3 separate regions of the Homo sapiens genome follow, and regions 1 and 3 are each linked to region 2. A link is a loop called in an ENCODE intact Hi-C map of the cell type or tissue named here. Cell type or tissue: endothelial cell of umbilical vein. All regions are shown on one strand. Links, peaks and the distances in the headings refer to the core of each region. The heading gives the core; the rest is flanking DNA. Region 1 holds the start of LOC101927263 (a long non-coding RNA gene). Region 2 overlaps LINC02852 (long intergenic non-protein coding RNA 2852). Region 3 has its middle 110 kb from the start of LINC02852.

Region 1 (10,033 bases), core at 3,366-5,865, 1.8 Mb before region 2:
AAAAGAGAGAACAAGAGACAGAGGAAGGGAGGAGAGAGAAGAATGTCATTAGAGAACGAGGAAAATCACTGTATAATCACCTCTAATAATCTAATCAGGATATTTTCAGATTTCAAGGTTCTCTCCATGCTTAAGAGTGTGAGCTAGAGAGAGACCATTATCCTTTTAAACACCACAAAGGTTTTTTTGCATGTTAATAACTATTAATTATGTTTACAGCCAGTTAAGTGAAGAACTCTCCTTTGGAAAGAAACTTTGGAAAACGCTTAATAGCAGATTAAAGCCTTTTCCTGGAGCCGAGGTCGCTTGGAGGGAGGTGGGGGCCGGGTAATCACCCAAGGGTGTGCGGAGCCCGAGGCGGCTAGCAGAGGCTCAACGCCCCCGCCAGTGGTCGTGCACACAAATGTGCAAACGCCTGTGACGGGCTGCGGGGACCCAGGGTGCCCCGTCGGACCCGTGGCGGAACTCCTAGGCGCAGCCAGCCGCACGGGCTCGGCTTCCGCTCGGTCTTGGCAAAAATGTCCCTCCGGGCTCCGAACTCCCCGGCGCCCTCCCCCGAGACCAGCTCTATTTAGGGAAGCCGGAGGTTTCGCGGTTCCTACCGTGGCCCAGGCCGGTCCCACCGCCCAGCAGTCCGCTTCTGCCCCCCGGGGCACAGCAAGGAGGGCGTTCCCTCGGGGCTGCGGCCCTTTGAACCCGGGGAGCCCTCGGCTCTCGCCAGGACTCGCGGAGCTCGCTCGGGGCCCGGCTGCGGAGCCGAGTGTGGGTGGCGGGTGGGGTTGAAGGCGAGTGGGGGAGGCAGGAGGGGATGGAGGGGCGGGGGCGGGAGCCGGGCGTTAAGCCTGGAAGCTTGGCTGTTTACCCAAACGATTTTCCTTTCAGACCCGAGACGCCAATGAGACAAGATCAAACTCCCCTTCTCGTAGTGCGTGTGTGGGGTGTGTGTGTGTGTGTGTGGGTGGGTGGGTGTGTGTCCTCTTCCAGGAGGGGTTTTGTGAATGGGGGCTCCAGGACATCGGCTGGGAGGGACCAGAGGCCAGCCCGGGCACAGCGCCTCCTCCCGGGGACTGGGAGAAGCCGGTCGGAGGGCGCGAGGTCTGAGCGCACCGGAGGGCGCGGCGCCCCAGACACAGTGGTCCGCTGGGAGAGAAGCGAACAACAGGAACACAGGCCACGGAGGGCCAGGGGCCGCGTCCCCAAAGGCCCAGCCAGGAGACACATGGTCGTGTGCAGGAGGGGGAGGGGGAGAATAATAGGAATCACATCCTTCTTCTAGTCCCTTAATTTCCGATCCCTCCAAAGCCACTGGTTTCTTCCCGACTCCCTCGCTCGAGATCTATTAGCTGCAAATTAGGCCAAGGTTTTGGCGATTACGGTGCAATTCAGACCGAGCGACACGCGCCGCCTGGCCTGCGCCTGGGTCTCTCTCTTCGCACTGCAAAATGGTTAGAAACGAAGAGAGGATGGGTAGCCTATATGATAAGGATGGGTAGCCTATATTGATAACACATTGGTCATTTTAAAAAGGGCCCCGGTCGAAGAATATCCATCAGCCTGGGGGATCTGGGGAAGAGGGAAGAGGAGACGAGCAGGCTGAAGTCTGAGCTACGGCACAGCAGGTCACAATAGTCCTGGGCACTACTCCTGCAGCCGCTCTGGGGACGAACCGGGACTAAAATCTCGTTTAAACAACAACAACAGTATTAATATCATTGATAGTAAAAAGAATCAGAAGGCAGCATATTTATTTATTAAGATCATAAATGATTAAAATCTGGTTACATGAACATTGTATGTATAGTTAATGGCACTACCTCCCACAACTCACTGCTCACCGAAGGCCGATTAAAGGCTTAACTAAAGAATTCTTTCTGGAAGAAAAAGGTGTCATTGTGGTGCTCTGACTCAGCCTCTATTGCTTCTTCTGCGTCAGCCTGCCCCTAGGTGCCCCCCACTCTTCCCACACATGCATCCCTTACTGAATGATTCTCTCTTTTTTAACTGACCAACCACCATCTCCCTGTCCAGAATATTCTTATTTAACCAGAATTCCCCTCCTCTAGTGCTGACATGGATGGGGCATATTAGGGACCTGCTAACCCTTCTTCAGGCCTCTGTGTCTCCTGCTCAGGTGTCCCAGGCCTGGAAAACACCCCGAGGGGGGGACTCTAGGGGCCTCTGGCTTTCTCCCGCATGTCAAGGGTGGAGGGCTGCAGCTCCAGGGCTCAGAGGGAGCGAGGCAGCTGATGGGCCTCTGGGTATGAGTGGCGGTGCTTAAGGACCTAGCTAGGCATGTTGTTGGCCTGGAATAAATGTGTGTGAGAGGGGAGATGCTCACGGAGGAAACCGGATGTGCCTAAAAATGATTGACACCGCCAATCTAACACTTATTAAGCGCTTACTATGTGCCAGTCACTGTGTCCACATCTCTGGGGACTCCAAGCCTGAGGACAAACCACTGTGGCCAAGGGTAGGCCTCTGAACCGGGTGGCTGGGCCAGGGCAGGCAGACAGCCAGATAGGTGTCCTTGTGTGGCTGAGGTCAAGGTTTCCGCTTCCCCTTCCGTCCCAGGGTGGAATCCAGGAGCCAGACCAAGGCCTCCTCCCCACCTGCCCGCGGTCGTCCCCTGACAACCAGTCCGTCCAGTGTTGCCACGAGCTGTGCGGACTTCCAGGCCAGAGGAGAGGTCAACAGGTTCTAGCCACGTTCGCTCTTCTTCGCGCTGAAGTCCTTAAACGAACGTAGACTGGGCCGAGAGGGCCGCGGAGGCCAGGCTCGGGCAGATGGGGAGCGCTTAGTGCGCCAAGGCCAAGCCCACAGCCAGGCCAGGAGCCCTGCGTCCTGTGCCTCCTCCCGCTCGGGTCGCGGCAACTCTGCACCAGGCGAGGTGCGCCTCCCTCGCGGTGCCAGAGGGCGCTTGACTGACTCCCGGGCTTCAGCAGCCGAGAAGGCGGCCCCCGGCTTTCGCGGCCTGGTGCGCACCCAGGGCAGGGGCCAGGCGCGGCACTCAGGCCGCCCTCCACGCCCCACCCCCCCGGGGTGTTCTAGCCTCCAGCTCCAGGCCGCCAGAACGGGAGAGTTTTGCTCCATTCTCTGACTCTTCCTCCCATCCCCCTAACGCTGGAGGCTGAGACTCGCTGGTGACCCAGTGCCGTGCCCCGTGAGAGTGGAAAAAAGCAGGCGCTGCTCTCTGTCTGGAGACAAAAGGCCTCTGCGTTCAGGCTCCCTCGGGCCTGGCCACTAGGTCTTTGGCACGGGCTTCCACCTATGCAGAGGAAGCAGGAGCAGGTGAAAGCGGCGATGCAGCGAGGGCTCAGCCAGCGAGTCTTAATTGATCCCAGAAACTGAACACCTCCGAATCCACGGGCATAGCGACCGGGCATCTGCTGCAGAAATACGCAGTCTACCCCCAGCACCCCTCTGCAGCCCTCATCCAGCCATCTTCCTATAAAGGGGCCCCTGGTTGCCAGTTTTTTCCTTCTAGTCTGATTGCAAATCACCTGGCAGCTAGAAACCCTCGCCCCCTGATATCGACCTGCAGAGGTTACTCCTTTCCCTAAAAACGACTCTGGCTTGCTTTCTTCTACTAGCCCCACGGGAGAATTCACTGGTTTTTACATTAAAAAACAGAAACAAAAAAACTTTAAACTCTCTCTGGGTGTCAGATGTGGTTGGAACTCTCCGAGTCTCCTGGTTCACCACACTCTCTGCTGCTCCTGAAAAGCGAGTCCTCTGAAGTAGTCTTTTCCTGCAGTCTATCATTTCGGTATTACAAATAACTACCGTGGAGCGAGAAATACCCCCGGCTTGAGAATATTGATAGATGATAGTGGCGATATTCACAATCGATCCCCTAATAGGCAGACGTCATAAATCATGTTCAACGCCCTGACAGCAGAGTACTTCACTTAATAATATAATTAAGATTAAAACTCGAGAGGTATTGGAGGCAGCGGGTATTGATAGCTTCAAAAATTACATTCTGGATATGACGATGGCACGGAAAAGGACCTTGGGAAACTATAACCCCACTCCCCAAAAGTGGAGTCTTCTGGCTGCCCCTGTCTTGTGCTGAGCCCCTCCCACCCTCCTGTCCCTGCACACACTTTTTTCCCCACCAGTAACCCAAATCTCCCATAGGTCTGAGCAGAGAGTAGGCCCACTCTTTCTCAGAAATGCTATCCAGTAGGATAAGAATTAATAGGGTTCGAATGAGTTTCTTGGATTTAGGAACTGTTTAAAAATTCATTCCTTCAGCCTTGAATATTCAGTTTAAAAAAAAATGTTCAGGAGAGCAAGGAAATGATGCCGTTTTGTTCTTTCAATACAAATAGGTTCCTGAACAAAGTTTTCAAAATTACATATAAATAACTGAATATATGGAGATATGCCAGTCCACTTCATCCCCGAAACTTAACTGCCTGTACACCTTCCCAGAACCTCGGGCCTCAGGACAAAACCCCAAACTTCACATTAAGAGTAAAAGCAGAGTGGTCAGATCCCCTGCAGCAGTGATAGTCTGCTCTTTGCTTCATGAGTAGAACTGATGATAAGTCCGGCTGAAATTATTTCAGAGTGGAATATTAATCAAATCAATCAGAGCTGACAAATGAGAAATACTTGAAAGTCAGTGGTAATTTACAACTTTGTTATTGGTTAAAAATCTTTTGCCTTGTAACAGTAATTAATAATGCTTAGAAAAGAACGATTTGGAAATCCCCTTCTCATTCTTTTTATTTTTCTCTGGCTCTTAAAGAAGGAAAGAGAGAAAGGAAGCAAATGAGTGATCAGTAGAAACAGGAAAAACACTGAGTCGTTTGTGGGGAGAACAAAACTGGAAAATATAAAAGAAAGGGAAAAAAGATTAACCCCATGGGAGGCCATCAGGAAATAAAGAAAATACAGGAGGAGGGGTAGTAAATCAGAAAATGAATTCTGTAACCATACCCCATGAGCAGGCTGGCTAAAGGTTGAATTTCAAATGGCCCAGAAACCCCATCAAAATGAACAGTGCTGCTAAAATATCTTGAAAGTAGCTCAGCTCTGAATCCAGGCAGAGCTCAGGGCATTGTCTGTTTTGTTGTTGTTAACAATGTATTTCTTTATGGCCCAGGAGCAGCCGTGTGCAGGCTTTCCCAAATTCAATCCCTGGAGACCAGACTGGCTTTCATGTTTCTGGTGTTAACTCTTCTTTTGGTCATAGCCAATCCCCCCACCCACCCGTCTTACATTGATTATTAGATTGTCTCAGCCCCACCTAAAAAACACACCCAAATAATGACTTGTTGAAGAACTATAAATCTTTTCGGCCTCTGAGTTTGGAAAACCATTTCAGTGAAAAGGCTTTGCTGTGAAATGCTAAAGAAATTCCTAACCTTCTGCTCACTGAGGAAGAGCTGCTACTTTTATTTGCTGAGCTTTAATTTGTTGGATGGGGAAATTTTTCAGGTTGGTAAAAAAGGATGGAGGGGAAAAAACAACTTTTGCAAACTTTATCTGGTCTGTATTATAAGCCCCAGTTTTGTCTCACTGAACCCAAGCTGGGTCTACAAAAAGTAGCTAGAGATTGAGATTTATTGGTCTCTAAATGAAAAGATTCATTTGATATAAGAGGTTAACTCAAAGTTCCTACACCGTGACTAGCTTCAGCAAATGCCTTTGTTGGGTCAGCACAAAAGCAGTTCAAAGAAATCTTAAAAACACACCGAGATATAGACACACAAACACATTGTCCCACTTAAGCCACAAATGCAATTCTCTTTTCTTTGTCATTTTTTTTCTGTCATTACAAACCTCCAGCTTCTTCCTAAATGGCTGGGATGGTCTCCCCCAACCCATCAAACTTTGCCATTTTGTATCTTTTGCTTTTGCTAGAACTCAATGAAAGAATGAGGGGGTATGAGAAAGTAAAAGGGGGGAAGTGAACTAATTTGGATAAAGCAGAACACTTTGTAAATGAGGTGCATTGAGGCTAGAGAGATACAGATGGAGGAGAGGGGCTCTAGGATTAAAAATAGGCATACTGGTTGGAAACTGATGAAATGGGTTTTCAGCGATCAGTCTATGGATTCAATAGGAACCTGGCAGAATGTAAGGTTGTGATGAGGAGACCACGAGTGAGAGTGAATTCGTCAGAAAGAGTGAGAAGGGAGAAAATAGCAGCAAGGACCTGAGATCCCTTGCAAGGAGCAGACTATGGAGATGCTAATGAGGGAAAATTAACCTTCGGGTTGGGTCTGTGACATGGGCCTTCCACTGAATGTCTGATCCAGGGGCTGCCAGCAGCTTCCCTCTGCACCAGCGAAATGAGATAATCGCTCTGAAACCTCCCAACCTTGGTGCAAGCAAGCTCTGAGACTGTTGTGGGGAGCAGAATGTAACTAACAGCTCCTTCCAAAGAGACAAACAAATAGCAACTAGGACCACAACCAGGCGCCAGAGCAAACCTGCAGTTGTGGGTACATTTGTTCAACTCCAGAGCCCCTCTAGGCTGGCACATTGAAGGAAGGGAGGAGCAGGTATGGAAAACGAAAAAATATCTTCATCTCTGTTTGTTCCAGTCTGTCGCCAAAGGCCCTGGATAACCGGGCCTCAGTGAGGCAACACAAGGGATAAATGGATTTTATCTCCAGGAGCGTGGCCACTGGGCCAGGGGATTATTGCTTAGCCAGAGAAAATGTAGTGGGGAGGGGAATAAAGAAAAGAGAGAAGTTGAGGAGGACAGACACAAAAACAAACAAACAAAAAAAATTCAAAGGGAAATTCTGAAAGTGGTTTCCTGTCACATACACTGAGACATTAAAACACACACACACACACACACACACACACACGGATTTTATTAAACAAACAAGCCAACAACCAAACGCACATCAAAACTACATTTGCTCCTGCTGTCATAGGAAAAGAGGGTTTGGAATGATTGTAGGGTTCTGGTAGGAACCCTTCTGGCCTTTACTACTATCAGTACCTCCCCATCCCCTCACCCCCCGCCCCAGCATTTTCATAAACGCTCTGAAGTCCCCGCTGGAGAAGGGGCCGCACTAGAGGCTGCAAGCAAGGGGAGGACTCCCTGTTGGAGGCGAAGGGGTCATGTTTCCAAGTAGAGACATCAGCAAACCACAATCTTAGTGACAGTGACAGCGCAAAATTATGTTTAATGTTGCAAGGGGGAAAGGGGAAATATAAAATTAGCGCAAAGAAAATGTTTCCCAGACCTTCCTCACAATTAGGGCATACGGATGGGCACAACGGCGGGGTCGACAGTGGGGATGGTGGGGCCTAGCCGGGCGACCGTGTTGGGTGGAGGCAAAGGCCGGAGTCCTCACTCCCCAGGAGGAAAAGGAAAGCTTCTGGAGAGAGATTAATGACACTCCGCCCAATCACTTCACTGGGTTCGGAACCTTTTTTGCAGAAGAGGGGATGTTCTAGATTTCCCATCCTGGCGGAGATGACAGTTCAACGACCGGCCTACTCAGTCCCAAAGCCACAGGGCGTTTTAATTAGTGATGAGGCTGGTGGAGGGGCTGGCGGAGCCTGGAAGGCGGAGAAGGAAATGCGGAGGGGGAGACGCACAGCCCCAGACCCCTCCCCCTCCTCGCCGGAGCCTCGGGAGCTGTAGGCAGAGGATGCTGAAGCGAAGTAAGAATTACTTAATAAATTAGCTGCCCCTCTTTAGAACTTGCTGTCAGCCCCGCCTCGGCAGCCGCACGTAGGCGAGCGAGACCCCACTGCCTTCTCACTACGCCCCTGGATCTCCATAGGCGCACCCCCACCCCCAACCAGGGTCTTGGACAGGCAGACAGCCGACAGCCCAAGGGATTGGCCCAGAGAGGGCCAGGGAGGTGGGAACGGTGGCATTTTCAAGGAGGAAGCAGTTTCTGTTCAGTGCGGGAGATTATTTCCTCAGCTGCTTATTTAAAGAGACAGAGATGAGAGAGAGAGAAAGAGAGGTTGATTCCCTTCTTGTTGTGGTTATAAAAAATTTAATTTTGCCTTTGTCTAGAAAGCACTGTATTATTGTGATTATTAAACAACATCGTTTCCCTTCTCACTGCCAGGCAAGGGAAGGGGGAAGAAAGAGAGAGGATTAAGGAACATTTATTTAAAAAATAATACATATTACAAATAAGTGTATTTTTAAAAACTAAACCAGGCAGATAAAGGCAGATGAGAAACTGCAATGAGAGAAAGGGGCGGGGGGAGAAAATCGTTTGATTATTTAAAGGCTAATCTAGGCAGAAGAATCAGAAAAAAGAAACTTGGGAAAATAAGGCAGCTGCCATTTCCTACGTGTTAGCTACATGACTTGAAAAAAAATAGGAAAAGAAGCTATTCTTAGGTATAGCCAGGGTTGTAGTTTTATACTTTGATTTTAGCAACAAGTATGAAAAGATCTAAACTAATTGATTGCTGAGTTCCTTGGCCCTTTTCCAAAGAGCAATATAGATTTAATTGTATGTTGCTTAAAACTCCATTTCTCGAACAGTGTGAAGCATGTAATAAAAGTCATAAACCGTATCGGAGATTTTTTTTCCCCCACAAGCATAAATACCCAACTGACACTTGGAAATCTTAGCTAATACTCCTTATGGGTTAAAACAAAACAACAAAAAACAACAACAAAAAAGGCATCTGTGAGGGGGAGCCACATAATAAAATCCAAACTGTTAATCCATTTTAACTCATTCAAAAGAACCTGCAGTTGCGGATGGGTGTTTTGCAGAGGCGGGGCTGGGGTGAAGATACCCCACATCAGACACCTGATCTGCTCAAATTCGGTCCATCTAAACCACTCTCCCCTAAAGGAAAGAAGTCTGGCCTACAAAAAGACACCAGAAATATCTCCACCAGAGAAAATGGATCTGAAAGTTGCAGCCGAACTGCCTGGCCAGAACTCTCTGGCCAAGAGACAGGGAAGCCACTCCGCGGCTTTCGCTCTCCGCTGCCCCTAGCCTGGCATCCCCCAAGGAAAGAGACCGGCCTGGAGAGGCCGTGGGAGCGCTCCAAAGCGGCGCGGCAAAATCCACCCCTCTCCCCCTCCTAGGCAGCTCCCCCTTTCCCATTGTCCTCCGTTATCCCTGACCCCCAGTTGCTGTTGGGGTCCAAAACCACCCGCGGCTCCCCCTCGGCCAGCTGTATGCTGCAGAAGCGAAGAGTCCCGGCCACGCCTGCGATTTGGTCGGAGATCTGCCGCTGCAGCCAAGTTCGCGGCCGCCATCAAGCTGGCGGCTGCGCGCGTCTCGGGCCGTGCCCTGGCGTGGCCACGCGGGCCGGCTGCAGGCGGAGATCTGTAAAAATCCACGTGAGCCGCCCCCTCCTCCTGCTGCCCGCGGCCCCTGACACTGCAGCATTGAAGCCTGCCCGGAGGTCCCCGAGGTCTCCGAGTGTGACAGTACTCAGCATAGCGGGTAGATGGCACAATTTTCTAACATTTAGAGAGAGGAACCCACGCTGGGAGCAATAAGTCCATTTAAAAGCCCTTTATTTAAAAGGAACAAAGATAACTGACAAGCGAAGTACAGAGACATCTCAATGAAATTTCCAAAGAAGAAAGAGAAATCAGAGGCTAAAGCAAATGCGAACTGGGCTTGATGGAACAGGCCAGCACTTTCCTCCCCCTCAAAAGGAGAGCAGATAAAAGACAAAAAGAAAGAGGTGGTGGTCATTGGGTCTGTGCGGTAAGGATCACAGACCAAACCAAATTCTAAAAGTCCACAGCCACTAAACTTTAAAATGGCCGGGTGGCCTCGGTGGGGGAAGGTGAAGGAGAAGCTAGATCAGTTTGGGGGAAAGAGATATGGAAGTTTTGCCCCTGCCTTGGAGGCTCTTCCCCAACCTTTGATAACAGGTATCTCTGCTTTGGCTTGGGGTCTAGGGAGCCCCAGGAGGATGGGCAGGCAAGGCATTCGTTCTGGGCACATCTGAGCCCTTCCAAGGGGCTGGGCACCACAGGCTTCTGTCCTACAGCCACGTTTCCTACAATGGGGCCCAGGGCTGGGCCGAGTCAGCCACGATCCCAGACACTAAGATT
Region 2 (10,033 bases), core at 2,703-5,202:
AGCCCTCTGAAACAGCATTCCTCCTAGTTAAGGATCTCTGCCATCACCGCAAGACACCAGTGAGTTGACTATATTTTATTCAGCATCTATCCACTGTGCATGAATAGTAAAATAGGCACAGTCTAAGGCTTACTATGTGGCATTAAGATATATTCTGACTCAGAACAGAGTCACTGTTAGATTAAATATAGAATATATATATATGAATACACACATAAACTTTTATTATAATGTAGTCATTAATACTTCCAAGTAAGTCATATCTTACTTTAGTATGAATGCTGCCCTCTCATATCCATGATCTCGTCTGATTTTCACAGTCACCCAGGGAGATAGCAATCGTATTCTACTCATCTTACAGAAGTCAAAGCTAAGGCTCACAGAGGCTGAGTAACTTACCTAAGGTCATATAGCTAATGAGTGCCATAGCTGAGATTTGAACCTAGGCAGTCTGATACCAGAGCTATGCTTCACAACACTGAAATGTACAGGTGTGTCCTGAGGAATGATGAAAGGAGAAAAAAAATAATTTTGGAAGTATAGTAGGAATTAGATTGTGCAGGATCTTAAATGCCATGAGAAGTCATTTGGAGTTTATTTAAGTCACTTAAGGAAATATCAGGGTTTGAATGAAAGGTCTTTGAATAAAAAGACTGACAGTTTTACCCTCCACTTTGTCACTTTATTATAATTAAAATTATATATATATACATATATGTCTGTTATATTTGTGCCACTCTCTTTGCTAGAATGAATCTGTGACATGAACAGAGTCCTTGTGTGACTTATTCATTGCCTACCTACGTCAATGTCTGGCATATATAAGGCACTCAGTATTCATTGAGTGAATGAACCAAGGAAACCATGTCTAAAGCTCCAATGCCATCCCAAGCCTGGACCCCGGGTTCCTTAAACTAAAAGCACACCATTGTCCAACACAGCTGTCCTAGATGTTGAACAGAATGACCCCTTGGACCCAGCCCCATCCGGTTCTGCCCATCCCTCACAACAGACTTGGAATATAAACCTGGCCTCAGGTTTTCTTAGAAGACAAGATGGCCTTGTTCTGGTTTGCTGAATGTAGCATACCACTCTGGATTACCTGATTTGATAGGGACTCTTGTCAAAAGTGGTCACCTTGCCTATCTGCTGTGCAATTTCCCTTTATTATTAAGTGTTGTATCACATAGCTTCATTTGAACAGTAGTAAAAGAGGAGGCAAAAAAAGAAAAGAAAAGAAAAGAAAGAAACCACCCACATGTGAACTCACCCCTCCCTGTTCATTCCGACCTTCGCTTCATTGCCTCCTCCATATCCTCCACTGTTAGTACAGAGCACTTAACCTTCCACGGGGTATTTTTATGCTCCATTTTCTGTGCCATTATGAAGGAGATGAAAGTAAATGGAGTTCTCTTTGGATGGGAGCTGTTATCACCCACTTACGGGCTTTCCCACCCTTCCCACTTCCCAAAGGGGAAACACAGATGCAAAGAGAGTGAAGGTGTTTTCGAATTAAATGCATCTCAGAAAGCCAGGTAGGCAAGAACAAATATGCCTTTTGCTAGGAATGCCAAACTAGTAAAGCACCTCCAATTGATCTGCACGGAAGAGCATTTACTTAGTAACAAAGCAGACCAGTGCAAGACCGGCTAAGCTGTCTTGTTTACTCCCTGCCGGGGTCTTGTGCTTCTCATTTCCAACACTTGTCACACACAACTACTTGTGTAATGTCTGCTTTCAAGGATATTGTTATGATGATCTATTCTCATGTAACTTAGTGGCTGAAAACAATAACAGACATTTGCTTTGCTCACAAATATGCAATTTGGGTCAGGCTCATTAGCAGTAGCACATGACTGTTATACACAGGGCAGCTGTGTTAGCTCCACTGAGGTCTGGAAGTGAGTTATCTATTCCAAGATAACTCACTCACACAGCTGGCAGTCCTTGCTGGGAACTGAGGTGGGGCTGTTGGCCAGAGGGCCTCAGGTCCTCTCCAAATGGGCCTCCCCATGAAGCCCTTTGGCTTCCTCAAAACAGGGTGGCTAATTTGCAAATGCGAGTGTTCAAGACAAGAAGAAGAAGTCATCAATCTCTTAAGGGCTGGTCTGACTGTTAGGAGTGAATTGTGTCCCCTTGAAAAGACATATTGGAATCCTAACTACCAGTACCTCAAAGCATGACCTTATTTGGAAATAGTATCTTTGTAAATATAGTCAAGTTAAGAGGTAGTCATTAGGGTGAGGCCTCATCCGACGTAACTAGTGTCCTTAATACAAAGGGTACATTGTGACAGAGACACAAATGTGCACAAAGAGAAGACAATACAAAGACTCACAAGGAGAATGCCATGCAGAGATCAAGGCCGAGATGGAATGATGCATCTACAAGCCAAAGATGGCCAGCAAACCATCAGGATGTGCGGAGAGGCATTGGACAGAGTCTCTTTCAGAGCCTCAGAAGGGACCAACTCAGCCAACACCTTATCTTGGACTTGCCACCTCCAGAACTGTGAGACAATTAATATTGTTTTTAAGGCCCCCATGTCTATGGTATTTTGCTATGGTAGCTCCAGGAGACTAATATACTGATACCACATCGCTGTTGACCAAAGCAGTCACAGAGCCAGCCCAGAGCATCAAGAAAATTCTTGGCCATCTTTAAGGACCACAGATATGGAAGCAGAGGCCATGGCTATCTTGTTTTTCACTACTTCACCACTGCCTGGTACATGAGTGGTGTACAGTGGATCTTTGTTGAAAGAAAGAAGAGGTTCCTCATTTTTTTTCTGCCTCAAATTGATTTAAACCTAACCTTCCTACTGTAATATTTCTTTCTAAAACATTCTAGTTTTTAGTACACAGACAAAAAAGGTATCATGATGGTTAGTGGCGTATGTTTCACTTCTACATTCTAAATTACAGTATTTCAAAGAAGTGTGTAGCCTACTATCCTCTGAGCCTCCACCTGCTGCCCGTGTACAGGCAAGGAGACTCGGTATGGCTGGAGCCCTAGGAATTGGGAAACTGTCAAAGAATCAGACCAGCACTGTATTTCCAGCCTCTTTTCCCATTAGGGATATACACGGACCTCTGAGTTCATCTGAGAAGCTCTTACTGGAAAGCTGATGCTATGTGCATATGGCTATGCCCAGGAAGATTACATTTGGCCAAGACCTCCTCATGGCAGGACGCAGAAACAGTGTTATGCTCCACAGCTCCCAGAATTACCAAAACAGGAGGAGGAGAAGGAGAAAGAGAACAGAGAAAGAAGGGGAAGAAAAGGAGGAAGAAATGGGAGGACGAGAACAGTTATTATTGATTAAGCCCCTACTATGTACCTGGTACTTTACACATGTTGTTTTATTTAATCGCCACAAAATTTTAATGCCGCAGGTATGAAGCTCCCTGTTGTACACCTGAGAAAACTGAGGCTCATAAATTACTGACTTTGTACCCATATCACACCATTAGAGAATGGTGAGACTGGGATTTAAATTCAGGTTCATAGAACTCTGAAAGCCACGTTTTTCACCATGACGCAGAACCAAGCAGAGTGGAGGGGTCAAGTTTATACCACACAGCCGTGTGCTCACATGGGAAGACCAGAGTCAGGTACCACGGAACGAGTCATTAAAAGTCACCTGCTGGTGTATCAAAAGTGACAGAAAACCTGGGGCTCTGGAATCCCTGTTTTCTATTTTGGAATATCCAGCTCATTCTCCTAATTCAAAGAACAAATTTTCCCAAAAGTGCATGAAATCCCACTGTACAGTTTCATACCAATTCACACACACACTTCCTCACTGAGTGCGATTTTTCTTAAATATACTATTGGCACTTTCTTAATAACTGTGGTCTCTTGGGAAAGTCATGTGAAAAATATCTGTTTCTATTTAAGACAGACAAAGGCAGGAGGAGAAAGGGGGCCCTCTCATCCCAGTGGCGTGCTGCCTTTTCCTGCCCAGCATTTCTTTCCACAACCGTTCGGGCCCGAGACATGTGATTCATTACACTCCCTTTCGCCTTCTCTCCTTGATACTTCAGGCCTGGCAGTTTGGAGGAAGAAGGAAGAGGGAGAGGGAGGGATGGGAGACAGGAGGGTATCGCTGATAAGCACAAAGACCCAGCCAACTCCGGAAGCCCAAGCTGCACACCGCTAAGAGGAGCTGACTTCCAGCAACATGAAAAGATGAGTGAGGAGGCGGCTTACGGGAACTTCCTTTTCTTGTGGTGTGGCCGGGTCATAATGGTGCTGTGGTTACACAGCAAAGGCTCATTAAAACAATAACTAAACCACAAGTGCTATAACTAAGAATTCTCTTTTGCAGCACGCTTTGCTGAAATAGCTGGAGAATGGGTCCCTGTCTCCTGCCACTTACTCGCCCTGCTCCTGGTGTACGGTAAGATTAATTTAGAACAGAAAAGAGGAGCAGAAATCCCTTACATCCTAATATAACTTTCCGGATGACAGTGAAGAGAGGTTCAGGCGCTTACATATTCAAGAAAAAGCATTGTAGATAGATCTTTCTGGATCATAAGGAGGTCTCCATTTAGAGTTAAATTCCACGTTCAGAGTATAATTTTCTTTGGGCACTATAGAAGTGCCGTAGCTCATGCTATCATGAAAGAATGGCTGGCTGCATTTTCAAAATGCTTCCCTAGGTGGTACATGCATTTGAATTAGTGAAAAAGGTAGAAATGAAGAGCCAAAGGCAAGTAATTCAATATAACCAATTGGCATTTTAAAATTTCACATTTCCCTAGCACCTTTTTGCTTAACTCATCTAAAATTCCAAACAGCCTCTCCCAGGACAGATAAAAATAACCCTATAGTTCCAACAATATAAGATTATAGGGGGATTTAATCCTAAATTGTCCATTTCTAAAATGTAAGTATGACCGAACTATAGGTCATTCAAGCTCTTTTTCAATTATCATATAACTGTGTCTGGCAAACATACTTGCTTATTCCCAATCCCCGAATTGCAATGGTTTTCTATTCAGTACCAACTAACATGCAAACTTTCTAGCCTGGCCTTGAAGATTCTTTAAGTTCAGGTTCTGGCCCACCCCAGCTCTCAGCTCTTTTCTCTTACACTTCCCAACAGGCACACCGCATGTGCTAAAGTGGATTTCTCATCCTGCTCCAAGTTAGCCAAGAGCATCTGTACAACCACTGGGAAGTCAACTTCACTTCAGATCTCGCCTGCACCTCTCCACCTTATGGTCTGCCCAGGAGCTAATGGATTTGGAGATGTAGCAGACCTGGAGCTAACTCTATCCTGCCGCTTATTAGTGAGGCAGTCTTGGGCAGAGAGAACACTGACTCAGTTGAAAGTGCTCAGAAAGTCTTGACCTCATAGAATTCTTGCAAGTATTAAATGAGAAAATGAATATAAAAGACTCAGCAGAGCACGTGACATAAAATAAGGACTAAAGAAAGAGAGGATGTTGTTGCTACAAATATTACTACCTCCAGTTGTCAAAATCCTTTCATCATGCCAAAAGTTAATCCAAATGCAACCTCCAAGGTTATTGTATTTGGAAGCGCTCTTTCCCCTCTGAACTGTAGAGCTAAATTGCATAGAGGGGATTTCTCACATGTAGCTATTCCATGTAATTATTTTAATATAATATAAAAATAAGAATGTCTAATACTTATATATGTGTTCATTAGTACTCTAAGCACTTTACATACATTATTTCATTTACTCCCCACAGTACCTCTGTGTGCCTTGTACTGTTATTATCCCCATCTTACAGATGAAGAAACTGATACTGTGAAATCAAGAAATTTGTGCAACATTGCATAGCTAATGAAAGGAGACTCTGGGAGTCAAAGACAAAAAGGCAGGCTCCAAGATCTCTGTTCTTGCTGCTACTTCATCTCTGCTTATATCTTATCAGGGTAAGAGAGGGTGAGTCCTTAAATTTTGTGCACCAGAGCCTCTCCTGTTTTACAGTATTCCTGGTGCTATAATCTTATTGCAATGGAAAGGAAATTGAGTTTAAGGTCATAGACTTGGCCTCAAAGTCCCCTTAGCCTCTTAAATAGCTGTGCAATCTGGGGCAAGTCATTTAATATTTCAAAATCTCCATTTGCACAGCTGGAAAGTGGAAATTCTTAGAAGATTATACGAATAATATATGCATATCAAATGCCTATTAGCCAACGTATGATAGGTACTCTATTAATCCATTTTATTAATACTAGTTTGAAGGTTTTAGGTACCAGGGATCAGATTTTATATATTTTCTTTGTTCCTCTTAACTGAATCTCAGAAAAAAAATTTCACATTTCCTGACACAGAGGAACAGCTCAACATACACATCTGTGGCCTGATTAAGTGAATGTATAAACAAATGCCTGTGTGATATAAGAAAACAATTCTAGAAGAATATAGAAAAAATGTCATATTTGGCTGAGTTTGTACCTGAAAACCTTATTAATGAAACAGCACATTCCTTTATGTTGCAATGACATTTGGAGTCTTCTTTAATACAGCAAGTGCTCTCTTCCACCCTGAGACTGCCCTAGTTTAAGGCCAGGGGACAGTCTGAGGTTGACTCAAAGGCCGACAGCACCACCTACTGAACTGTGACTTCCCACATCCCAGAAAGAGGCCAAAGTGTGAATTGTGTCAAGACCATGCCACAGCCCTTAACTCCAAGCTTAAACAGAGCTTAAGTGAACACGACAGGATTGTGAAAAAGATAATGTCTCTAGGAAAAGGAGGGCTCATTTAATTTGCATGCCTCGCTGTCCTCTGAGGAGCCATCATTTGTGTGTTTTGGTGGCTTTGGGAAGCAGGCAGCCCAGTGGCTCTAATCTCAGCCTCAGCTGGGGACCAAACTAGAGTTCCTGGGAACTCATTTTTCTCATAATTCAGCTGCATTTTACTAAGAATCGTATAATTCTTGTACAAAAGCTGCGGAAGGCTACAGAGCTGTTCTTGCTGGATTTTCCCGTGAAGTATGGCGACATTTAGTTAAAACGTTCAACAGCAGGATAGCCTTGGATGAGGTGATAAAGGTCATCAGCGCCTGGCCTTCTCTCCTTCATGAGTCACTGGCAAACAGCACTGAGTTTTGACTCAGTTTACCTGCTTCCTGCTTTAGCATCTGCTCATTAGTTGAGGGGAATAGTGAAAGAACCCAATGTCTAAATTCCAATCATGTTGGACTTGTTGACACTGAATTGCCTGAGCATCTGACACAGTTCCTGGTGTGTAGTAGATGATGCATAAGTGCTTGGTACATGAATGAATGAAACACACTGGCCCTCTGGCCTGGGAATGGGAACTTCTTCTCTCCCATGCCTGATGTTCAGCTCTGCAACCACAATGCAAGTTCCCTTCCAGAGCCCTCTGGCCTCCTTCATTCAATGCGAACTGTGACTCTGGTGCCCGTCATGTACAATGCATGGGGCACCCAGACAGCAAAACTCTTAATTAAGGAGAGTCCCAACTTGGTTCATCTCACTGATTTGTTTCCAGTGTCCAGAAGGCTGAGAACCACATAGTCAGGTTGTTGGAAAATATTTGTAGAGTGAGTGAATCAAAATACTAGCAAAGGGAGCTCCACAGAAGGAGGAACAAGGGAAAGAAGGGAACAGAAAGACGGGCGGGGGGAGGAGAAAAGGAGAGGAAAGAAGACAGCCCTCCAAGGAGGATGGTGGAAGCACTTATGTTAGAGAAGCAGCTCATACATGTGTCTGCCTCCTCAGCTCAACCAAACAGCAATTCTCATCTCTACCACCGCTGTTACTCCTGCATGCCCAGCCAGCCCTTGCTCCTTCTCCAAAGCTCAGCCAAATATCCATCCTCAGTGGAGAGCCTTGTAGTGTGGGTCGGGGGTCGGGGTACATTCCTTTCCACAGCCCACCCAATGGCTGAGTCCTGCTTTCTAGGGACACACGAGTGTCCATCTTGGAACCCCAAATAAGCTCTGCAGCCGGACTGCATCTTTCTGTCTCTCTTGGTCTGTCTGGCAGCCGGTCTCTTCCTCTTTCTCTGCTTCCCTTTCTGTGGGCCTCTCTGTTTCTTTGCCTGTCTCCATCTCTTTTTCCCTTTGTGCGTTTGTGTCTCTACCTCTCTCTGCATCTATCTGTGTCTCTGTGTCTACTGTTGCTATGTCTGTCAGCTCTGTGTGCCTTTCTCTGCATGTCTCTCTGTCCTCGTGTCTCTTTCTGCCTGTCTCTCTCACTTCTCCCTTGCTCTCTTTGTGCGTACTCACAGTCTCTGTGTGTGTCCTCTTCACTCTCAACAGATTGCTTTGTCTTTGTGTATATTCTAGTGGCATCTGACATAAAAGTGTCCTGTCTTTCCTTCCCATCCCTCTACTCCTGACTGAAATCCTTGGTGGAGGCGCTGTACACCGCTTATTTAAACCACAGAATTGCAGAGTCCTTCGTGCTGACAGCAGCACTTTGGGGGAATATGCCTCACCATCCTCTCAGCTTACATAACCACATGAAGGCCTGAAATAGAATGTTCCAGAAACAGGTTACCTCCTTCCTTTACTTTCCCTGGAAGGTCCAGAGAAGCCATCAGCTCCTCGATGATTTGGAAACTCCCTAAATTGTATATACTAGAATGGCCTCAGTGCTGCAGAGAGAGGGGGGGCCTGAAAGAGGTCATTAGGAAGATTTGGTCCGTGTGCCTCTCTGTGATGAAGTCCATGTCTTGGCGCATTGACAGATAACTGGCAGCTCTCCCTCCCTGGAACTCGGCTTACCAGATTGAGCAGCCCAGACAGCAGTTTAACCCGAGGGTCAGAGGGCAGCCAGGCGTTATCTACCAACTGGCTGTGTTCCCTCCGCCTCGCTGAGTTCTGCCTTCCCTTATAGACTCTGACAGGAGGGGCCAAGCCACGGGGCTCCCCCTAGGATTTAGGGATGTAAAGAGCCTTCCAACACCCCCCCTCCCATTTTTAAGTGCATGAAACTGAACACAGATTCCTTATTAATAACATATACCGGAGGGAACATCCTGAGATGCAGGAAATGAGAGAGACAGCACATCAATTTGAGGTGTGCACAACACACACACACACACACACACACACACACCCCAGTGTGCGAATCAAAGCCATCTTGCGAATCTTCAGTTGATTAAAGATGAGGATTGAAATGCATCTTAATAACCAGAAAATAACTTACAATCTAACATCTTGATTGTACTAGATTTCAAAGGGCAGCAAGATGTGTTGAAATGCACATATCTAATCACCAGTGGAATTAACAGATTTGCAAAAGTTGTGCTTGAGAACATTATGTGTAGCTGTAACACAGCATAATCAAATTCCCATTTAATTTTATTAATGTTAAAATTCAGACTCTTTGCACATTACCATTCTTTCTAATATTAAATTGGGGGTTATGGAGAAAGCGCATTTTAAAATGTTTTCTTTCTTGTAGGTATTTTAAAGCAAAATCGTGTATTTTCATATCTTATTATTCATTTGAGTAAGAGCGTTCCCCCCCCCCCCCCATCAACCTTGATCCCACAAACCAAGTTGGGTATAATGGAGACCAAGATTGGCTGCTCCTGGCGCTGCAGGCGTCTTGTCTAGGCACTTGTGGCATTTTTCCATGCACTCTCTTGGCTGTGTTCCTTTCCCCTTCCTCCATCTGCCTGCCACTCCAGTCCACTGTCAACGATGTTTACACATAAGCCCATTGTCCTTCACTGGCTGCCAAGGGCCTGCATGATCTTCTCCTCCTCCCTCTGCAGCTGTGCTGACCATGCATCTCAGAAAACCCAGATCCCAAGATATTTCTGTCACTCACCTGAGACCTCCATGGACCAGGATCCCATCCTGGCTGAGCTTCAGAATCGCATTGGGTGAGGGGTGAGATGCCATGCAAAGAAGACTTTGAATTTTATAAGCAAGAGACCCACATGATCAGAATTGCATCAGGACTTTTAAAAAAGAATAGAAAGAAGGGGTATGAATTTGAGCAACAAGAATTTGGGAGTGTGATAATGGTTTTATTTGGCGTTTAACAGTCAGGCACATAGAAATCAACA
Region 3 (10,033 bases), core at 4,464-6,963, 120 kb before region 2:
AGTCCTGAGTTCAAACCATGGTGTGGTGATAGTGGGTGAGAAACTTCACCTGCCTGGGCTTGGATGTCATGTATAAACTGAGAGGTTCAGGTTCTCTCAAATTGCATTCAGCTCTAACGTTCTATGAATACTTTCGCTGATGTCAGTTAAGCAAAGATTGGCAGGCTCTGCCTTAGAACTCTGGTGTCATCCTTAGCACCCCCCCTTGCCTCATGGGACCATGTTATTCATATCAAAGTGGAGTCTATGGGCACCACATGTGGAGGTGCTGAAGACGTTTAGGGATTAAAAGCATCGGATGATGTCAGGGCAAAGGAGGGAGTGAGGAGAAATGAGGCGAGCAGGGAAGTGGTTTGTAGATCAGTAACTATGAGACGAGGTTATAAATGCTACATAGGGTGTTATGAGGACACCGAGAAGGGAGAAGTCATTCTGCCTGAGAGTCAGAGAGGGGAAAACAGAAAAAGCTACAGAGGGGAGGGAATAGTTAGCAGGATCATGTTTCTAGATAGAAGCAAAAGGATGAGTGGAAGTGAAGCAGTGCAATGATTGATACACAAACAACACCTATGAACTTCTTTTATTCTTCAGTTCACATTAAGAAGAGTCACCTCTGAAGGGCGAAATACTTTAGGTATATGCACATGAAAACAAAAATCAGAAATATCCCCTAATCTCCTACATAGTCTATGTTGAAAATAATAAATATCAAAAAAGACATATTCATAAAATGGACTCTGGGGAACAGTAAGACTCTTATCAAATGAAAGATCAGTCAAGTTCAGTTTAATTTCAGAGGTGGGAACATGGATTTATCCATCTAAGAAAATTTTTTTATAATAATGGCAGCAGACAAAAGGAAGTTTTTTGATAATCAATTAACAACAACAACAAAATCTCAATTTACCTAGAGAGCCCCATGTCCTAAAAATTTTGGTTAATGGACATTTTCTCTCTGTGTAAGGTGTCTTAGTCAGTTTGGGCTGCTATAACAAAACTAGCATAGATTGGGTGGCTCAAACAACAGACATTTATTTCTGAAGTTTCTGGAGGCTGGAAGTCCAAAGTTGAGGTGCCAGCAGGGTCAGATGTTGAGTGAGGCCTGCTTCCTGGCTTGCAGATGGCCCCTCTTCTTGTTGGAACCTCACATGGCAGAGAGCAGGAAGATCTCTGGGATCTGTTTAATAAAGGCAGTAATCCCATTTATAAGGGTTCCATCCTTATGACTTAATTCTCTCCCAAAGGCTCCACTGCCTAATACGATCACCACTGGGGGTTAGGATTTCAACATATGAATTTTGGGGGTATGGTGGAATACAAACATGCAGTCCATTACGTAAGGATACAAAATGATTTCCAGTAAGAAAATTCACAGAGTTGTAAAATTATATCTATCACTTAATTATATGTGAATTTTATGAGATAGATTTTACTACTGTTTTCTACCTTAGTGTGAAACACTCTCTTGTTCTGAAAGCCTTTGACAGATTTTTTTTTCCCCTGGAAGCTGTAGGGATATGCGATTCTATAATAGAAACAGAAACTGGAAGCATCATGGCCAGTCAGGCTGGGATGCTGGCTGGGCCAGGTGCCACTGGGTTCAAGTTCAAGAGGCCAAAGCCGGGGTAGGAGCCGGAGGATATGGGGGGCAGTGGGGATTAAGCAAGAGCTGAGTCTGTGAGGAACACAGAGGGTGATCATCAGGTGCACATGTCAATCACCGAGTCTAGCCACGGTAATGAGGATGGAAATGGGAACAGGACTGGCTGCTGGTGAGAACTCTGGCCCTGGCATTAGCCTTCCTGGAATTGAATCCCAGGTTAGCTCATATGAGTGGTACAACTTTGTGCAAATTCGTTAATCTTCATAAAGCTGAGTGTATTAGTCCATTCTTGCATTCCTATAAAGTAATACCTGAGGCTGGGTAATTTATAAAGAAATGAGGTTTAATTAGCTAACAGTTCTACAGGCTGTACAGGAAACATGGCTGTGAGGCCTCTGGAAACTTACAATCATGCTGGAAGGTAAAGGGGAAGCAGACATCTCTTAGTTACATGGCCAGAGCAGGAGGGAGAGAGAGAAGGGGGAGGGTGCTACACACTTTAAACAACCAGATCTCAGATAATTCACTACCATGAGAATAGCACCAAAGGGGAAATCTGCCCCCATGATCCAATCACCTCCAACCAGATCCCACCTCCAGCACTGGGGATTGCAATTCTACGTGAGATTAGGGCAGGGACACAGACCCAAACTGTATCACTCAATTTCCTCACATGTAAAACGAGAAAAACAATGGTGCCTACCTTACAAGTTTTTGGGGAGATTAAACGAGAAGCATGTTATATATTTAGCTCAGCGTCCAGCACATAGTGAGTGTGTAATAAATATTAGTGGTCATCACTAATAAAAGGGACAGAGAGTCAAGCGTCTAAAGGAAGATTAGCCTAGAAAGGAAGAGGGGATGGGCATAAGGGTAGGATTGTGCCAGGAAAATTTTAGGCAATTGTATCAAGGAGTATGGAGACACACATAGCAGTCCCATTTATCCATCAACTCCCTTGCCATAACAATGATGATAACAATAGCTAACATATTGTAACCTCTACTATGTGCCAAGTACTGTTCCCAGTACTCTAGATGTATTAATTCATTAAATCCTCACAGCAACTTATGAAGTAGGTACAAACTAGCAGTAATGTTATTCATTAAACTGCAGTACGAGTCTGGTTCATACAGTAAGAAGGCTTCTGAGATAATATTGTTCAATTATTACCTTCATTTACACATGTATTTTTTAATCTGGTACCTTAAAAAAATCACCTTGGGATGGAGACTGTGAAGAGGTCAACTTAAAGTTCACTTAAACCACTTGATATTTAAAAAAGAAAAATAAAATACTAGAAACTTTCCAAAAATAAGCCTCTCCCTGTTAAGTGGTCTCAAGCTGAGAGGCAATGAGGCTTCTGACTTAGTAGGTGAACTGGACAAAACATAGATATCACAGCTGAATCTGGATACATCAAGTTCTGTTCCTTGGACCCTGTGATGTTTGCCAGCCTGGGCATTTTATTTCATCTGATGTAGCTGCCAGAGTTGCCCAGGAATCAATGCCAAGGCAAAGAGAAAGCTTTTAACTGAGATTTGTTGAAATTCTGTCACAAGGTCCCATAAACAATTCCTGTCTCCTTCCTGTATCCTGTTATAAATTGTAATCTATATTTTACCTACTGTACAAATATCATTATTCTTTTGTATAATATTCTCAACATCTTCACTTGATTGCTTTTAAATACTTTCCAGCTTATTATTATGCCTTATCTGTTTTCTGATTTTACTTGTTTGTTCTGGTGTCACCTTCCCCTTTCAGGAATCAGATGACCTCTTGAGTCTTTGAGCCACCTCCCTCTCAATACCCAGGAGCTGATATCTCAGCCAGGTTCCTTTTTCAATAAGAGAAGAATGTGAAATTGTTCTAGGTTATTTTTAAGATTCCAATGAAAATCAAGTAACAATAAAAACCAAAAAACACCTACTTGATAATGGTGATACATTTGACTTAAAGATTCTATGGTCTTTTATCAATTTTGAAAATAACCCCATTGTTTGGGGAGGCAAATCATAATTCTGACATTACACTCTTTTATAAAAGTAAGAATAACAATTATACTTTTGCAGACATGAAACTGGCTAAATATGTGGCAGAATAAGAAGGGATTCAGTTCTTTCTGACTTATATGTTCAGATTTTATACTTGAAATCCTTTCCCCAGTCTTTCCAATGCCTCCCTTTTTTATTCAGCAATATGCTAAAGTATTGGTCTCAAATTAAATGACAATTAGGATGTATCTTTCAGGACCCTAAGCTATCTGGATGAAAAATGAATCATCTCAGTGTATTGTCTAAATGATTCCTAACACGGAAATGGTTGGAAACAACCCTGATGTTTGGCGTCATAGAAACAAAACAACCAGTTGATGATTGAATTGTTCACTTTAAGATGCGATGTTTTGGCATAGCAGGAACCCTCAAGAATTGTACCTATTGCCACTATAATATAAAACTCACTCACTATTGTATCTATTTCTCTCTTTCTGTCCTCCTGAGATACATACACACACAAATCATCACATTCAATTTTTACCTAACTTAAGAGAAGCAGTCATTATTTGTTGGTTTCAGGGATGCATTGTGGTGATGATCCCTTAGAAAATTCTGAGATAGAAGCTATGGGAGACTCTTATCTGCTGTTGAGGGTTGGGTAATCCCATTCCACTTCACATTTATGCCTTGAAAGATCCCAAAGCACATCAAATGGTGCCTTCAGTCCTGCAAAAGATGCAATTGAAATGGGGCAAAGACTGATCACTGTGCACTAGCACAGCCCCAGGCCTTTATCCAGGCGGTACCCTCCTCCGGGGACATCGTTTACCCTTATCCACCTCATTGATGCTTCACTTCTTCCCTAAAGACTCAGCCTCAGTGAGCCTATGAAACCTCCATGAAGTCTGTCACTGTGTCAGCGGGCTATCTCTACTTGCCCATAACTCCCTGGTGAGACCCCTGTGTTGTTTTGAAATTCACTATTGCCTCTCCTAGACTTGTGAGCAAGTCGATTTGTGAGCAGAGGTTGTGTCTTACCATCTGTGTAGTCTCCGAAATTTGCCCGATGCTTGACAACTTGTCTGTCTTCATGCTTCCTAAAGGACTGCTTCCCTATCCTCAAGCTAGCACACTTTCTTCCTGATAAATCTCAGCAGTGGAAGAGAAATTTTGTGAGTACGTGTTTCTGTAAACTATACACACTCCAGCAAGACCCCTTGGTGTTCTCACCAAGTCCCTGGTTCTGTAATGAGCGCTTCAATTCTTAGAGGTAAGAGCTCACTAAAATGACTGAAGGTGGTATGGCCGGAGGAAGTTGGGACCACAGCTGCCGAAATAGTTAAGAAGTAAGGGAAGTTCTGGCTGAATTGCAGATCTACATCTCCCTTTCGGTATCCCCTAGGAAGGGTTTTCACAACATTTTTTATGCACTCAGTCAACAAATAATTTGAGGGAGGGCCCACCGTGTGCTAGGCAACTGGGCCAGGCATGGAGAGGCCAATGGTGGGCAAAACCGAAAGAAGATCACAGTCTTTATTTCGTAATAAAGTGCAAAAATGAATATCACAACTGGGGCAAGCTCTGCAGAGAAAAGGGGGCAGTGCAAGGGGAGCAGTGAGGGGAGCATGCTTTGAGCTGAAAAGGTGGTGTCGGAGCACAGCACTGAAGATGGGAAGGGGCACACTGGGGAAAAGAGTGGCCTGCCATCCTGCTGCAGGGGCAAAGGGAGGGACGTAGGGGAAGGTCCAATGTGAACTCGAGAGGAAGGGCTGAGGAAATGAGGAGAATTCGTGGGAAATCTGTTTGGAAACCATAACAAGCCTGAACCTCTGTCCTTCAGCAGAAGGAAACCTACAGTGGGGAGTCCTGGCTTTAAAATACCTTAGGACAAAACTGGCCACACGGGAGACACCCTATAAATATGTATTAATAGTTAGCCTCCACTTAAAACTGTTCCAAACAACTCCTTCAGCCCAAGTTCCCATGAAAGGTTGGAAAGGGGGTGAGTTTGGTAGGGGAGACTGCTGAAGCCTTCTGCTGGTAACACAAAGTAACACAAAGTCCTGCACCTTTTACTTCAATACTTGAACTTGCATAAAAGGAGCTCACAGGGTAAAGTTCAAATCCAAGCTGGCTCAGAAGATAGCATGAAACAAGGACCATACTTTGGAAAGAGCATACTCTGAAGAAAGGATGTGGGTAGCTTCTGTCGGCGTGACTGGGATCTGGTCAGGGTTCCAAAATGTTCGCATCCTGCACAGACCGCTGTCCGCTTGGAAACAAAGCCAGGTTGTTGCTTTAATGGCCTTTTCCGTTTCTCTCTCCACAAAGATGAAAGTTTATTAGAGGTGCATTCCAATCTTATTAAACACCAAGTGGCCCCCATCAGAAATCTCAGGAAATGAGGGACATAGCATCCAACACAATACAAATTCTTTTGTGTTTCTTCTTCTGCGAAGGGTGTGTTAGGCCTTCAAAAAGGGGCTGAGACAGCTTTAATAAGAAGAAGGAAAAAAAATGAAAGGAGAAGGGAAGAAAGGTGCCTCAGTTGTCTCGGCAGCTGATCAACAAAGGAGCAGTCGTCAGCTGTAACCTCTTGGAGCCACAGTCTGAAGCATGACACATGTCAGCCTATGATAAATGGTGCAGAGTGTGTGCAATTTCAAGCGCAATGCCCTTGAGATGCGCGGGACCCCAATCGCAAATGTTATTGTTAAATTAAACCTTAAAGGAAGGATTGGAAAGGGGTGGGGGCTGGGGGGGTGGCATACACACATGCGCACGTGGGCACACACACGCAAGGAGGAAAAGAGGAGATAAAAGGCAAGGTGAAGAAATAAAACTATATTTTTCACCTAAAAAATTTTAAAATACCATGAAAACGGTTCATAATATGAGCATTCTGTTTGTTTTTGCCTCATGCAGTATTCTCAATTACTCTGATTGGCGCTAAGTTACACCCTCTGGTGTTATGTGCTTGTTCTGTTCTTTTTTCCAATCTTTGGTCATCTTGCAGAACTAGCCATCATCCTGTTTTAGAGTTCTGTATGTGTAGCTACATATGGCATATGTGAGTGTGTGTGTTAGGGAGTGTGTTTATCTCATACTAAAGTCTGAAAATTTCCCTCTCCCACCCACCCTCTATTGACACAGCTCCAATGCCCAAACTAACTAATTTAATTCAGGAACCATTAGATGGAATGGTATAAGGCAAAGGAGGGGAAAATGTGTTCTTAAAAGGGGCCATGAGTCTGAGGACTATTTAGCTACAAAGGCTCAAAGTAACCAGGGATATGAGTGATATGAAAAATTAGCTAGAGAGGTAACAATGGAAAAATCCACAAAAGGAAATCAACATAGGAATAGCAGACATTGAGTTAAGTTGTTTTCATGGAGAATGAGGAGTAAAAAGACACAGAGAATAATTGTCTGAGCATCTTTATCATGTGACCATACCTGCCAATCACAATCCAGGATTTCCCTCGTAGACTGAGGTATCGTTATTGGTCTAGAAGCGATGGAAGCAAAGGCATTGGCTAGTGATGAGAGGCACACAATTGTGTCCTGGGTAGAGTCCATGCTCAAAGAATTTATTTACTTTTTCTCTCCTCATAACACATTTAGATGAAAGAATGTTTAATAGAGGGGAAAAACCCAAATTACGAAAGCAAGGGCACCCAAGGCTTGTTTTGTGCATTTTGGCCAGGGTTGCTTAGCATCTTGGAAAACTAGACTCCTTTTTTGGGCTTTTGGAAAAGTTCACCCAGGTTTCTTGTTATTAAAGAAAATAAACATCAGACAAAACAGGACTTTATCAAAACTATAAATAATTCAATGCAGATGGATTTAAAAATCAAGCAGATTTTCAGAGTGTGGAGCGCCGTAGGGTTTGGGTGGAAACAGAGAGGAATATAAACAACAACAAAAAAAGAAATGAAATTATGAACTTGTTGAAGAAAATAAATAGACACATAAAACTAATTGGAAAGAAAATAAAGAAGGAACATTCTAAACCAAGGCACACATCCCAGAGTTCTATGTAGTGGCCGGTTCCTGCATCCACTGACTAACAGCATCTCCCCTGCTGCTGTTGAAGGCAGCACCAGAGCAAAAAGAAACAGGACCCCTCATTTTATGTCAGAGAGAATGAAGTCCAGTAAGGTTGGCCCTGGCTCAAGTTAGTGTCAAAACTGCAATTAGAACCCAGTGGTCCAGGCTCCTAGTCTAGTCGTTTTTTTCCACCACAGGGTGCCATGAGAGGTGGTAACCTCTACGGGACATCTCAATGAAACACAAAACTCAACTCACTCTGAACCCAGTACTCTGCATAGTTTCAATGTTGCAACTCCTTTACTCCCCAAAAACAACAGTATGGGAAATTCCAGAAGCCAAAGAAACTGAATCATGCATTTCATCAATACCTCTGGAAAGAATCAAAGGGGAACCTGGTCATCTGATGATCTCAGAAAATGTTATAATTCTTTGAGTTGAGAGGAGAGGTCGCACACCTTGATTTACACAAAACAAAATCAGCAGCCACAAGGGTGACAATTTCCTCATCAAACCACCTCAAATCTCTTTTGCAGGAAGGAAGAGAATAAGGAAAGGTGACCAGTGAAGCTCCCAGGTGAAACAGGAGGTAGCTTCCAATTGCTTCCTCATTAGTTGATGTCTCAAACGTGTTTCGCTGCTGGGCATCTCCTTGCCTTCCTGGCACTAGCCCTTGCAGATATAGAACGCTTACTGACAGTTCTTTATTGATTTATTAAAGGTTGATTCATCAAGTCTCACGTTGAGTTAAGTGTGCCAGGTAACAGCAAAAAAGAAACATTTTTTTTTTTTTCTGGGCAGTATTAATACAGCCACAGTGGAGGTCATGAAGTGGATGCAAACTAGTTTGCAAAATATGCAGAACCAGTTCTTAACCAGTTAACCAACATTTTCCACCCATCTGCTGCAGGAACATTGCTTTGGTAGCTTCTAGCAATGAGAAAAAAAAAAAAAGTTGGGGAGAGCCTGCTCTGTATCACACAGCTATGGCTAGTGGTTACATGGTTCGAACATGTATATGAGGGCCCTCCGCTGTTTATCATCATGGTTTTTCAAAGATGTGATCATTCTGAGTTAGCAACTGAAGCAAGAGGTGTCAACTGGAACTATCACACCATCTCCTTCCCTCCCTTGGAAAGTCACAGGTTCAAACGTTACCTGTTTGATTACCTCTCACCGTGATGTAATCAACAATATTCTGAGAGTTGCATTTGCATCTTTAAAGGGGCAATATAAGACTTTCTTCTATCAGGTTAACCCTTTCATTTTAACTTATTTCATATACAAGTAATTTCTTTTCTAGTATCATAAGGGTAGGCCTCCTAAATATTGTTGATACAAAAACAGTAGAGTCCACATCATTATTCCTATTCATACAGCGTATTTGTCTCATCCCCTTCCTTGGGAGCTGCTCAGCATCCTGCATCTGGAATCTCAGATTCCAATCACTCAGGAAAGCTGGTGTCTTGGGAGGGCATCCTTTCTTCAGTAAAAGACTAGGTAATTGCTACTAGAGTGTTTTTAAATTATACATTTGCAATCAAGCTCCAATTTCAAATAACCCCCACTAGCAGCCCTACCTTAAAACAATTTAGAAAGCCTGGTATTGCTGACATGTGTATGCATTGTTTGAAAGAGGAGGAGTTAAGGGGACTTCACCAAAAGCAGCTTTTACATGGTCATGACTTGAATATCATCCACCCTGAGTGAAGAGCATCCATTTTAAAATTTAAAAAATGATTTATTTTTGTCCTGTTTTCTTGAATCTATTTCTTAGCTCCAGCTCTTCATGTGCGTTGCCAACATTGCTAAGTAAATCTAAGGCCAATCCACACTCTACCCACTGAAATCTTCAGCCCCATAAAACTTCCCTCTCTTAGGATAATGAGAACTCAGGCCAGCAAGTAAAACAATCAGCTCTGGCAGATAGGAAAGCTGTTCAGAGTGTCCTTCTCACTGGGTCTCCAGGCTTGAGGCTCACTACTTGATTGTTATTCTTATTTCCTGTAGGTTAATTCCCCTAATTTTCAGCACTGTCCACATAGGACCTTTGTTCTCTAGTTTTTACAACCTCAACGTCTACTAATATATATTACCAACTCTATTCTCTGGTCATAGGAAACTTTTGTCTTTACTATTGCTATGATCTGTCTAGGCCCTATTTCCCAGCACTGGTGGTTTTTACTGGAATAACTCTTCTTCTTTTCTGCTCCTCTTATATCAGGAGAAACTCAAGTTATCTGTAAAGAATCTCCAAGACAGTGTGAGCTTTTGAGTTGTGACTAAATGCTTCCTTACATTCTCCTTCTCTCCCACAAAATTTATTGAGCATCTATTATGTTCTACACATAAAGCTGGGTACTGATTATATTAGCTAGTA

Evidence for each region. Hi-C counts contacts between places; a loop is a spot of excess contacts. Peaks named below come from ENCODE experiments on the same cell type or tissue, not always from the same donor. Only the 100,000 strongest peaks of a DNase experiment are listed, where the experiment ranks them.
Region 1: it touches region 2 in a loop (8-fold over the local background); 3 of 110 quality-filtered maps call a loop at or near these places.
Region 3: a loop joins it to region 2, with 7 times the contacts of the local background. A loop is called at or near these places in 2 of 110 quality-filtered maps.

Annotation. Positions count from the first base shown.
Region 1 is chr15:96,345,082-96,355,114 of GRCh38, reverse strand. It overlaps LOC101927263 (a long non-coding RNA gene), which reads right to left and starts at 3,762. Exons shown (of 5, transcript XR_007064788.1): 1 at 3,705-3,762; 2 at 3,120-3,607; 3 at 603-1,336. SCDAL (stem cell derived angiogenic lncRNA) reads right to left here. Exons shown (of 2, transcript NR_198964.1): 2 at 9,471-10,033. RefSeq lists an enhancer at 1-863. In endothelial cell of umbilical vein, for the core only: no CTCF peak of the experiment used is centred there; DNase peaks (open chromatin) are centred at 3,494, 4,684, 5,474, 5,734 and 2 weaker places; H3K4me3 peaks cover 47 bases; H3K27ac peaks cover 2,500 bases.
Region 2 is chr15:94,579,123-94,589,155 of GRCh38, reverse strand. LINC02852 (long intergenic non-protein coding RNA 2852) reads left to right here. Exons shown (of 3, transcript XR_932641.4): 1 at 1-59; 2 at 4,331-4,402; 3 at 5,111-5,644. Among named protein-coding and RNA genes, the nearest start is that of LINC02852, 5.1 kb to the left of the region's middle. In endothelial cell of umbilical vein, for the core only: no CTCF peak of the experiment used is centred there; a DNase peak (open chromatin) is centred at 4,045; H3K27ac peaks cover 1,979 bases.
Region 3 is chr15:94,697,684-94,707,716 of GRCh38, reverse strand. No RefSeq gene overlaps it. Among named protein-coding and RNA genes, the nearest start is that of LINC02852, 110 kb to the right of the region's middle. In endothelial cell of umbilical vein, for the core only: no CTCF peak of the experiment used is centred there; a DNase peak (open chromatin) is centred at 5,946; H3K27ac peaks cover 2,500 bases.